2 separate regions of the Mus musculus genome follow, and region 2 is linked to region 1. Evidence: chromatin loops called from intact Hi-C (ENCODE). Cell type or tissue: heart. All regions are shown on one strand. Links, peaks and the distances in the headings refer to the core of each region. The heading gives the core; the rest is flanking DNA.

Region 1 (6,304 bases), core at 1,228-5,227:
CTTCGGGTTTCCAGGTGACCCAGGAGGCTGCGGAAGTTGCCATCTTGCAGTTCCAGGCCGGGTTTCTTCCAACGTTTTGCAACTTTGGATCGTCTTGTGCATGGGTTGCAGCTTGTACATCTTTGGCCTACATTCCCCAGGCCGGGGAAACTCACCTAATTGAGACTTCTCACCTGGGCCAGGCTGTCCGATCCCCAAGGCAACCACATCAACTTCCGGTTTGAGGAAGTCTCCTGATTGGCCGGCGGCTTTATTTCCGGCCTGTGATCCATGCAGGCGCTCTGCTACCGTGAGGGACACCGCGCCTGCGCGGCGGGGAGGCTCCGCTCCCAGGTCACGCTCGCGCGGGCAGGTCCTGGCGTTGTTGGCTCCCGGGCCGGGCGGGGCCGGGCACCTCCCTGCACACCGGAGGCCTGGTGCACGGAGCACGGCAGGTGGAGCCGCCACACTGGAGTTGGAGCTGGAGTTCGGAGGGGCGGGAGGGCAGCGGCTCCTCCCAGCCGGCCCGGGCGCAGAGAATGAGTCAGAAGCGGTGGCCTCCGTGCGGAAAGGCCGTGCCCAAAGCGTGCTGCGCTGGTTCACCACCGTGGTGCTTTGTGCCGCCTTCCTGGGGCTGGTGAGAGCTGGGCCCAAACCCTCCAGGCCACGGCTGGAGCAAGCGTCCTGCAGGGAACGTGGTCTCAGTGCCCTGCATCGTGCGTGACCCCTGGTGTATATCGGTTAATCCTCCTGAGTCTCAGTTCTGTCATCTGGAAAAACGGGCAAAATTAATACGTTTCCAGCACGAGCAAGCTAAGTTTCCTCCGGAAAACGGGGAGATACAAGATGGGGAGCCTGCTCCCCTTCACCCACTCACTGAAGCTCTAAATTGATCCCAGAAAAGCAGCTTTGAGGGGGCCTGACCAAATCCAACCAACTGCTTTATTTCGCAGATGGAAAAAAGGGCCCAGAGAAGAAAGTGGCTTTTCTGGTTAAATGATAGTATCAAGGACATGTTGCTTACCCTGTACACGGCCCTATTTAAATCAAGCCTTTAGATACTTAAATGATTTTCTTCACTCAAGTGCAAGAACTAAAAACGCCATAAAGACAGTGTTCCCCAGTGTAGCACCTGCTGCTGACCCGAAATGTCCTTTTGTGGACCAGATGGCTGTAACTCATTGTGTAGATCAGGATGGTCTCAAATTTCAGAGATCCTCCTGCCCCTGCCTCCTGAGTGCTGGGATGAAAGCTATAAACCACTGACCTAAAGTGATAACTTTTGACTCGAGTGCTATGAGAGCTAAACCTTTGACGGAGTCCCTTCTGGTCCCTCAATTGGAGCTTCAGTTTCTTAAAATTATTTTGATGGGAAAGTAGGGAAGAAAGAAAGCGTTGCAGGTACTGGAGCCCCTCGTGTGTAACAGGTATTGCAAGTGATTGCAGGAAGATCTGAATGAACATGCTGTGGCCCTGTGTGCTCCTGGTCTTTGTTCTTGGTTGCTGGTGCTTGGGGCAGGGAAACCACACGTGGGTTGGAGCAGAACAGTGCAGCACAATCAGGTTTTGTTGTTTGTTTATTACGTACAGGGCGCTGGCTGGCCCAGGACTTCATGCTAGGCTTTCACCCAGCTGTGTCCCCAGCCCACAATCCACAGTTCTCAAAACTCAGAAACGTTTCCTTAAAGGTTTTTAGGAACTTCATCTAAAACGCAAGTCTTTAGTTCTTGGCAGTATCTTGTGTAACATCTTATTGTTAAAATCATTCTGTCCGTGTTATATTTTGCTAAGAAAGCCTTACAGCCCTTACATCTCCTGATAGCTTTGGAGTGTGAGGAAAACTGTAGATTAGATTATTTATCGTCAGCATTAGACAGTTCAAAGGGACAACTTCTTGTGTGCCAGAAATATTGGCATCTTAGTGTAAAAATCAAAATTTGGTGCTTGGTAATTAAAAATTTTTAGCAATTAAATTTCGTATTTATGCATGTAGCATATTTGAAAATATAAGTATATATTTTGAGAATAGTTTGTTACATTCTAAATCCTTGTGCAGATGGTGTGCGTCGAGGCCAGAGGTGTCTTGCTCAATTGCCCTCCACCTTATTGACAGGGCCTCCCACTGAACCTGGAGCTCACCCATTCAGCCAGACTAGCTGGCCGGTGAGCCCTGGGGATCTCTTTCCTTTTTCTTCGGTGTGGGGTTCTAGGCATGCTGCTGTTTCTGTGTGTCCTGGCTAGTTTATGTCAAGCCAACACAGGCTAGAGTCATCTGAAAAGAGAGAACCTTAATTGAGAAATGCCTCCACAAGATCTAGCTATAGGGCATTTTCTTAATTAGTGACTGATGGGAAGGGCCCAGCCCATTCATTGTGGGTAATGCCATCCCTTGGGCTGATGGTCCTGGGTTCTATAAGGAAGCAGGCTGAGCAAGCCAGTAAGCAGCACCCCTCCATGGCCTCTGCATCAGCTCCTGTCTTCAGGTTCCTGTCTAGTTTGAGTTGCTGTCCTGACTTTCTTCAGCGATGGACTATGGTGTGGAGGTGTAAGCCCTTTCCTCCCCAACTTGCTATTTGGTTATGGTGTTTCATCGTAGCAATTAAAACTCAAACTAAGACAAGTTGGTACCAGGATAGTGGGGTATTGCTGTGACAGGCCTGAGCGTGTTGTTTGGGATTGTGGAAGGACCATGCTGTTCTTGTAGGAATGGGGAAGATAGGAAATGTTGAGAGCTGGGGCTGGAGAGGTGACTCGGGTTTAGAGCACTGGCTGTTCTTCCAGAGGTCCTAAGTTCAATTCCCAGAGCCCACAGCTATAGCTGTCTATAATGGGATCTGATGCCCTCTTGTGGTATGCAAGAGTGCGTGCAGACCAAGTACTCATATACATGCCGACATCTAAAAAGAAAAACAATGCTGAGAGCAGTACAGTCGATGGAGGCCTGGCTTGGGAAGTTTCAGAGGGAAGCAAAGACTCCCAGGCCATTGGAGTTGAGAATCTGTGCCTTTGCTTTGCTGGGGTAATAGATGCTGCTCAGCTGGGCCTGAAGAGTCCATTCCAGATTGTCTGGGAAGTGTTTTCCCAGAGTCAGCACACAGGAGCTTCGTCCCAGGAGTGGCCAAGGTTGCGCCTCCTCTTGGCAGCCCACTGTAGTATAAGTCACCAGGTAGTGCTGTCTTTGGAGGCATTAAGGAGTCGTGGAGAAAAGCTGAGGCCTGGCACTGTGTGGTAGGGCTGGAGTCTATGAAGAGAGCCCAGGAGAAGCTATTAGTGAAAGCGTTGCAGCAGAAGACCCCCACATTTTGGAGATGCCAGTACCTTGGGATGGCCACCAAGATCAGTGGGTGTAAGTGGAGTGGAGGGGTTGGAGCCTAAAAGACAGTTTGTGTACTACAGAAGGCAGTGCTGGAAAAGTGACCCAAGCCCAGAAGATCATGACAGTCGGACATTGAATTATTCACACTTTTAGAGTTTGGTTTTGCTTTTCTTAAGATTGTAACTGCTCTGGGTTGTCCCCCCTTGAAGTAAAAAAGTATTTAATTTTTATTTTACAGGAGTCCACAGCTGAGAGACTGGATTTTAAAGTGTTTGAATTTGTAAAGATTGGAACCTTTAAAGTTTGCAAAATGTTTTATATCGTGTTGTTGATGTTAAGGTGGGATCCTGGGGATGAACAAGACAGGAAAGGTGGTGGCTTAACAGTGACGTGTTTGTGTATCAGGTTGACAGGGGTCACTTGCCCTGGACTAGTTTTATGTCAACTTGAGAGATGCTAAAGTCATCTGAGAGGAAGGAACCTCAGCTGAGAAAATCTCTCCACAAGATCTGGCTGTTAGGCATTTCTTAGTGATTGATGGGGGATGGCCCAGCCCATTGTGGGTGACGCTATCCCTGGCTGGTGGTCCTGGGTTCTATAAGAAGGCAGACTGAACAAGCTGTGAGGAGCAAGCCAGGAAGCAGCACCCTCCCATGGTCCCAGCATCAGCTCCTGCCTCCTGTCCTAGCCTGCCTTCCTTCAAGCATGGACTTTAATGCGGAGGTATAGTCAGATAAACAAACCCTTTCTTCCCTAACTTGCTGGTTTTCCTGGTGTTTGACTGTAGCAAGACAAACCCTAACTAAGACACTGTCCTTTCTATGTGACTGGTGGGGATCCAGACTCAGGCCCTAATATCCACGCAGCGAGCACTTCACTGACTGAGCCATCTCCCTAGCCTCTGGTTTGTTGCATATTCATTATTAATATGGAATGGTCCTTTAAGGTATTGTTTAATGCTAGACAGTTAAAAGAGAAAGTTAAATAGTTGTGTGTGCTGGGATTCACTGGTAGTAGCAGCATGTGGGAGGCTGAGACCAGCAGATAGAGGACATCTTGAGCTACAGAGCAAGTTTGAGTCTCCAAACAAGACAAAAACTTTAAAGAAAGGATCAAAGGTTATGACTAGAAGGCCACTGGGGAGTCTGTGGCTTTACTGCTGATAATGTGCATGTTTTCTTAGTTCCACTGTGGTAGACTGTCATCTCCCTCCTGTGGTTTTGTTACAGTGGGAAAGCTACTTTTTGGTCAGTGTTCCAGCGATAGTAAGAGGCTCTCTTGCTTTTAACTATAGGGACTAAGTGTTGCTATCCTGGGGCCCACCTTTCCAGACTTGGCGAAGAACGTGAACAGAAACATCAGCAGCCTGTCTCTGATTTTCGTGGGCCGGGCCTCAGGATATTTATGTGGCTCTATGATTGGAGGAGTCCTGTTTGGCTGTATAAATCATTTTTTACTTTTGGGTAAGTAAACACCGCTCTTCTTTGTTTCTGTCAACAAATTTACAACTCAGCTCTAAATGGGGAAGATGGTGGATACCTGAGCCAGGTAGCGTGCTGGCATCCACTGTGGGAGCTGGGAAGTCTGGACTGATTCCCTGGGAACTCGATGGGCCCTGGGTGTGAGTGTTGGCCACCTGAGCAATGCTGACTTTACTGTGATATAGGCTCCACTCCAGGCACAGGCACTGGCTGACCCTGAAGCTCTGCTTATCTGGGGTAGGGGCGGGGCTTCTGGGGCCACGGGGGAGGAGGAGGGGCTGGGGGCGGTGTCAGAATGAGTTCCTGGAACCTTGCTGGGTTCTGTGGACTTGGGCTTGGAGATGAAGGGACAGGGGATGCTGGGGAAGTGATAAAAGGCTGCACCTCTGTCCTGCCCTTGTCAGAGCTGAGCATGGACTGAGCACCTTGGATCCTGACCCTGGAAAAGAGGGCAGAGCTGCTGGCATGCCATTTTCAATAAATTGGGAAGAATAAAGGCAAATCAATTGATGTATTAAAACTCACATTGAAGCAAGAATATTTTGTTGGTGATGATTAAGTAAATACTGTGTTACCAAAGCAGTGCAGTGCTTTAGCTGAGTTCTTCCTGTTTCTTCTCAGGGGTTTCCCTTTCTGCTACCACAGTTGGTCTTTATCTCATGCCATTCTGCAAGACAGCAGCCCTACTGATTGTCATGATGTCTGTCTTCGGGGTTTCCATGGGCATTCTGGATACAGGTTAGTGGATCCTTTATTGTCACCTGTGCTGTTTGGGACACTACTGCTAGGAAAAGGACAGCTGATGACATCACACTATCACAGGAACATCAGACTGGGACCGTGGCACCTAGCCAGACCACTGTCCTAGCAATCAGAACATCCGTTTTCCAGCACTCGCCTGTGCAGGAAACAGAAAGTGTGTTTCTCTGTAAGCAAGAGCTGATTTAGAATAGCCTAACCTGAAGGATGGTCTTTCCCTGGACAGACACGCAGGCTTTCCTTTTAGGATAGAATCCGGCCATCTTACTGTAGGAAGCTGTAATGATTGGGAGGACAAAGCAAGTAGAGAGCTGCTGGGCGGCCCCAGAAGAACAGACACAGCGTCCAGCCGAGTTGTGAGCTCAGTGAAGCCTTTCCTGGAAAGTCCCTGTTTTCCATCAGCAGAGCCTCTTCATAGAGCAATGTAGCATTTGTTCACCTCTAACTCCAGCATTCTATCCCTTCCTTTCCTCCTCTCATGTTTCATTTGGTTGTGAAGTTACAGAGTAGAAATGTGTGTTTATCTGAAAGTTAAGAGAGCCAAAGAATGTATGCTTCTGGCCGTCACCTCATAGGGTCTTCATTGGGACAGTGCAGAGTCTGACAACTGAGCTTGGTGCATCAGGACCTTTGGTGTTGACTTCTGTGACAGTTACTACTAGGTGCAAAAATACAAGGCTTTGATGATTGGCCACTATCTGATGCCAATCATCTCTCTCTCTCTTTCTCTCTCTCTCTTTTCTCCCTCCCTCCCTCCCTCCCTCCCTCC
Region 2 (5,076 bases), core at 31-4,030, 350 kb before region 1:
CAGGTACGTCAGGACTTAGTATACCAGAGTCACGTAGGACCACACAGGAATTCAGCTTTTAGAACATGAGAGAGAGCATCATAGTTAAAATGCTCTTCCAGAGGACCTGGATTCGATTTCTAGTGTATACGTGGCAGTTTGGAGCCATCTGAGACTTCAGTTTCCAGAGATCTGATGCCTGCTTCTGGCCTCTGTGAGCCCCAGGTTCTCTCCTTCTACCTTTGTGGGAATTAAACTCAGGTCATCAGCCTTGTGCAGCGAACACTTTACCTGTTGGGCCGCCTCACAGCCCTCTCCACACACACCCCTCCTAAAAATACTTATGTGGGGCAGTTGGTGGCACACACCTTTGATCCCAGCACTCCGGAAGCAGAAGCAGGCACATTTCTCAGTTCAAGGGCAGCCAGTCTACAAAATGAGTTTCAAGAGAGCCAAGAGTTTCAAGGAGGTCTGAAGAGACTTTGGGCCTCTTAGAACTGGAGATAGAGATGGCCATGAGCCATGTGGTGCTGGGATTGCAGTCCTGTCCTTCCTAAGAGCAGTGAGTCCTCCTAACTGCTGGGCCATCACCACTCTTGTCTTCTGCCCCATACTCACCCTCCTTTTTTCCTGAGACAGAGTTTTTATATGTAACCCAGACTAGCCTTAAATTCTCTAGCCTTCTGACCGCAGCAAGTGTTCTTGTGTTTTAAAGTCATCCTGTGAAGAATGCAATAAGTCAGATGACTTTTTTTTTGTACAACAGATATTATATATCTGGGTTTTGTGGTTTTTTTGTTTGTTTTGTTTAAATCACAGATGAGTTCCTAGAGGATACATATTCAATGTCATCTAACCTAATCCAGTTCTGAAGTTCTGATCCTTAGTCAACCTGGACTTAGTGTCAGATCCACAGCCCCATACCATCGTGCCATCTCTAGTCTACATGCTAATCTCAAGTAGTTCCCCAAGTTACCCACCGCCTCTGACTTGCCTACAAACTGAATGTTCCCACAATGCTTTTCTCACCTTCAATTGCTTGCTAGCACAGCTCATAGAACTTGGGAAAAGGAGTTTGTTTACCAGATGGATTTATTGCTTATTTATTTTGAGACAGTGTCTTAAATAGTCCGGTCAGACTTGGACAGGAGTTTGTGCCTAGGACGGTGTATATAGTTAAGTGCTATACCACTGAGACTGCCCAGGTAGCTCCAGCCAGGCCTTTAAAGCTATTTAGAAGCCACCTTCCTAACTTGCCATTATCCATCCCAATATGCAAAAAGATGGATTTCCTGGAATGGCAGGACATGCCTTTAATCTTGGTAGGCTATGCATTTAGTTCCAGTGGTCCATAGGGAAAGGCAGCATCTCAGGTTCTACACCAGCACGGTCAACAGCTCTATGCCAGCACTGGCTGCATTTCAAGATCCTCACCCCAAAACAGAGCACACAAATGCACAGACCTTGCAATGGTAAATTAGGTCACTTGTGGTGGCAAATGACTGTAATTTTTGTCACTCAAGTGGCAGAAACAACACAGAATTCAAGATCCCGGTGATCTATATAGCAAGTTACAGGCCAGAGAAAGTGATGTAGAGAAACCCTGTCTCAAAACAAAACTCAAAATTTAATAAAGTCAGACCCAAGACTGCACACTATGAGATTCAATTCATACTATGTACAGCAGACTAGGCAATTCCAGGCAACACCGTGCCACTCGTGGATGGGTATGTGAGCTCTTTGAAGTAATAAAAGTATATTGCATGAGATAATAGTTGATGGTTGCATCTAAATCCCTACACAGCCTGATCTTCCAGCCTTCCTTTCTAAAGTACTGAGATGCCAGGACTGCAGCCCAATGCTGAGTTCTTTGATGTGTGTGTGTGTGCGCGTGCACCTCATTGTGGAGTGGAGGTTGAATTTTTAATTTTCAATTCTGCCCTCTCCTCCCCCAATGCTGGTGTTACTGCCTTCACGGCTGTGCTGGCTTCAGTGGCTTTGTGAAGGCACCCAAACCAATGAATTGTACACATTACCAGGTGTATTTTATATAACTATATGCAAGTTATATGACTGAGACTTGAGAGAAAGTCACGATGAGCAGTATTCTTCGTGTATCTTTCATGTAGAAGGCGAGGGGTTAATCAAGCTGCTTCAACTGCTCTCCCAGTTAATGGCGTCCTTTTCATAGCAGTACTTTTGGTAACTGAGTACCGTACCTCCAACCTTTCTAGCATTCTGGTTATTTCCCTGAAAAGGAACACTTGCCTCCCAAATCCTCGACTAAGTCGTTTACTTTCCGGAGAACAATCAAACAACGTTCCGTAACCAAGGGAGACGGAACGCCATGCCTTCCCAAAATGGCCGCCAGCGCGGACAGCCGGGCTGTCCATTGAAGTGGTATTTCGCACTTCCGGCACCGTCTCTTCCGGCGCTCGCGGCGGCTTCCCGGAAGTAATCGGTACACGTGCATTCGCTAAGGGATCTTGCAGCTATGGATGCTTTGGACAAAGTTCTGTAAGTGTGTGGGGCGCGATGGCGTGGGGGCGAGTCTCCCGTGACCTCCGACGCGGTCTTCCCGCTGTCGCTCTTTCCGGTCGTGCTTTGCTAGTGGTCCCTGGGAAGGAGTCGGCTCGGCCGATTCTCCGTCCCGAATCGCCGCTGGGGAAGCCGTGGTGGCAGACCGCGGGCGGTGGACTGGAGCGAGGGCGGACGCTGTGATCGGCTTATGACCTCGCCGCTGATAGATTCTGAGCTGTGAGAATGGTGGTGGCCTCGGAATCTGACAAGAACCAGGCGACAAACTGGACTCAAAGTTTTGTCACTCTGGGCATTTGAACAGCCCTAAATCAGTTTACCCTGTAAAAAATAGCTGTCACAACAGCCGTGTGTCATAGAACTGTAGAGAGCAGTGTTTGCCACAACAGGTACAAAATGGGAATTTTTCTTTTCCTTCCAACCTTGTACACTTCTGCATTTCCCTGAGTGATGGTTACGTTTGTTCAAAAAATACTTATTGAGTTCCCAAATGCTATTGCATTGGTTCTTACAGTTTTCTGCTACTTAAGTAAATATGTAGTGTAGACGACAGTTTCTTTTTAGTCATTAATGAATTTTGTGCACCTACTATGACTAACTAGTAAGGTGCTATTTATATTGATAACTGGTTAGTCAAATTGCATAAAGACACGGGCTGTAAAGTGTATAAAAACAGTGTGTGCCTTGATTTAACTCAATAAAATGTGTACATCTTTGACTGACTATTAAATGACTAACTTGGGTTTTTTTTTTTTTTGTTTGTTTGTTTTTTCGAGACGGGGTTTCTCTGTATAGCCCTGGCTATCCTGGAACTCACTCTGTAGACCAGGCTGGCCTTGAACTCAGAAATCTGCCTGCCTTTGCCTCCCAAGTGCTGGGATTAAAGGCATGTGTCACTACTGCTCAGCCTAACTTGGTTTTATACATGACATTTCATTGGAGGAGAATTTTTAAATTCTATGTGGGAAATTAAGGTGTATGCATATTTTGGGTTTTCTTTTATTTTTTTCTTTCTTTCCTCTCCCTTTCTCCTTCCTTTCCTTCCTCCCCTCCCTACCTCCCCTTTTCTTTCTCTCTCTCTTTCTCTCGCTCTCTTTTTGTCCCTCCTCCCTTCTTTTTTTTCTCTCTTTCTTCTTTCCCTACCTGTCCCAAGACTGGGAAATGGAGGGTTATTTTTATTTGAGAGAGGAGAAATTTTGTTCATAGAAAACTGTGAAAAGTATCATGTTTACTGCAGCAAATCAGAAGCAAAGTTGAATTCTTTTTTTTTACATTCTTTTTTTTTAAATTAGGTATTTTCTTTACATTTCCAGTGCTATCCCAAAAGTCCCCCATACCCTGCCCCCTGAATTATTTGCACATTGGAGTTGTAACTTACATCTAGTACAATTTTAACGTTGGCTTCCATGCCAGCAGTGAAGATCTTGGGCATATTATTTTTTTAGTCTTGAGTTGCCTGATTTGTTAAAGAGCTGTAATTACAGGCCACCATGCAGAAACATACTAAGTTAAAAACAACGCTTAACTTGACGTCATCTCATTTTTTAAATTTATTTTTATTTATGTATGTGTGAATGCTAGCTTGTATTTATGTGCACTTGTGTATGCAATGCCCGCAGAAGCCGGAAGAGAACAGCAGGTCCCTGGAACTGGAATTACAGCCAGTTGGGAGCTGTCCTGTGGGTGCTAAGAACCAAATCTACATTCAGATCTACAAAGGCAGCACTTGCTCTTAACCTAACCTCGAAGCCCCACAATCCTTTAGTGTTTAATAAGAGGTGTAGAAAAAATTAGTATTAGAACAAGTGAGAATAGCAAAAAGGAAGTTTATGTAAGAAACCAAAAGCTAATAAAACACATATCTAACAGTAATGATAAAATACTGTTGCTAATACCATCTTGAAAAAGTAGGGATTTTTGTTTGTTTGTTGAGACAAGGTTTCTCTGTGTAGCCCTGGCTGTCCTGGAACTCACTCTGTAGACCAGGCTGGCCTCGAACTCAGAAATCGGCCTGCCTCTGCCTCACAAGTGCTGGGATTAAACTCGTGTGCCACCATCACACACTGGCTAAGTGAGGTTTTTGTTTTGTTTTGTTTGTTGTTATTGTTGGAATCCTGCTTGATAAATGTGAGTACCATTCCTGCTGAGTTCCTGTCATATGAGGAAAATGTGTAACTTGTTCTGAATTGTGCTTTTTTTTTTTTTTTTTTACAGAAAGCCTAAAACTAAAAGGGCTAAGAGATTCCTTGAGAAGAGAGAACCGAAACTCACTGAGAACATTAAGAATGCCATGCTGATTAAAGGCGGAAATGCAAATGCAACCGTGACACAAGTACTCAGAGACATGGTAGGCATATGGAATTGTTGCTTCCAATTCTGTATTTTGTAGTATGTGTATGCGTGTGTGTGTGAGTATGTACATATGTGACTATACCTGTGAGCCTGTTGATGTGGTGGTAGCAGAACTTGGATGCTCTTCGAGGAATGCCTTGCCATCTTGTCAGCCCTTGCTGGCCAGCAGCATTCTCACTGAGCCACATTGCTCACCTTTCGTCTCAC

Evidence for each region. A loop is a pair of places that touch in the nucleus more often than their neighbours do. Peaks named below come from ENCODE experiments on the same cell type or tissue, not always from the same donor. Only the 100,000 strongest peaks of a DNase experiment are listed, where the experiment ranks them.
Region 2: a loop joins it to region 1, with 3.0 times the contacts of the local background. A loop is called at or near these places in 1 of 42 quality-filtered maps.

What each region holds. Positions count from the first base shown.
Region 1 is chr10:39,893,226-39,899,529 of GRCm38, reverse strand. It overlaps Mfsd4b4 (major facilitator superfamily domain containing 4B4), which reads left to right and starts at 324. Exons shown (of 5, transcript NM_001384225.1): 1 at 324-616; 2 at 3,534-4,018; 3 at 4,590-4,758; 4 at 5,398-5,514. The coding sequence starts at 4,001. In heart, for the core only: a CTCF peak has its summit at 2,828 (motif pointing left); no DNase peak of the experiment used is centred there; H3K4me3 peaks cover 39 bases; H3K27ac peaks cover 733 bases.
Region 2 is chr10:40,244,373-40,249,448 of GRCm38, reverse strand. Rpf2 (ribosome production factor 2 homolog) reads left to right here and starts at 2,410. Exons shown (of 10, transcript NM_023323.3): 1 at 2,410-2,496; 2 at 4,732-4,864. The coding sequence starts at 2,474. It overlaps Gtf3c6 (general transcription factor IIIC, polypeptide 6, alpha), which reads left to right. Exons shown (of 6, transcript NM_026113.5): 6 at 1-1,748. In heart, for the core only: no CTCF peak of the experiment used is centred there; a DNase peak (open chromatin) is centred at 2,378; H3K4me3 peaks cover 1,596 bases; H3K27ac peaks cover 1,288 bases.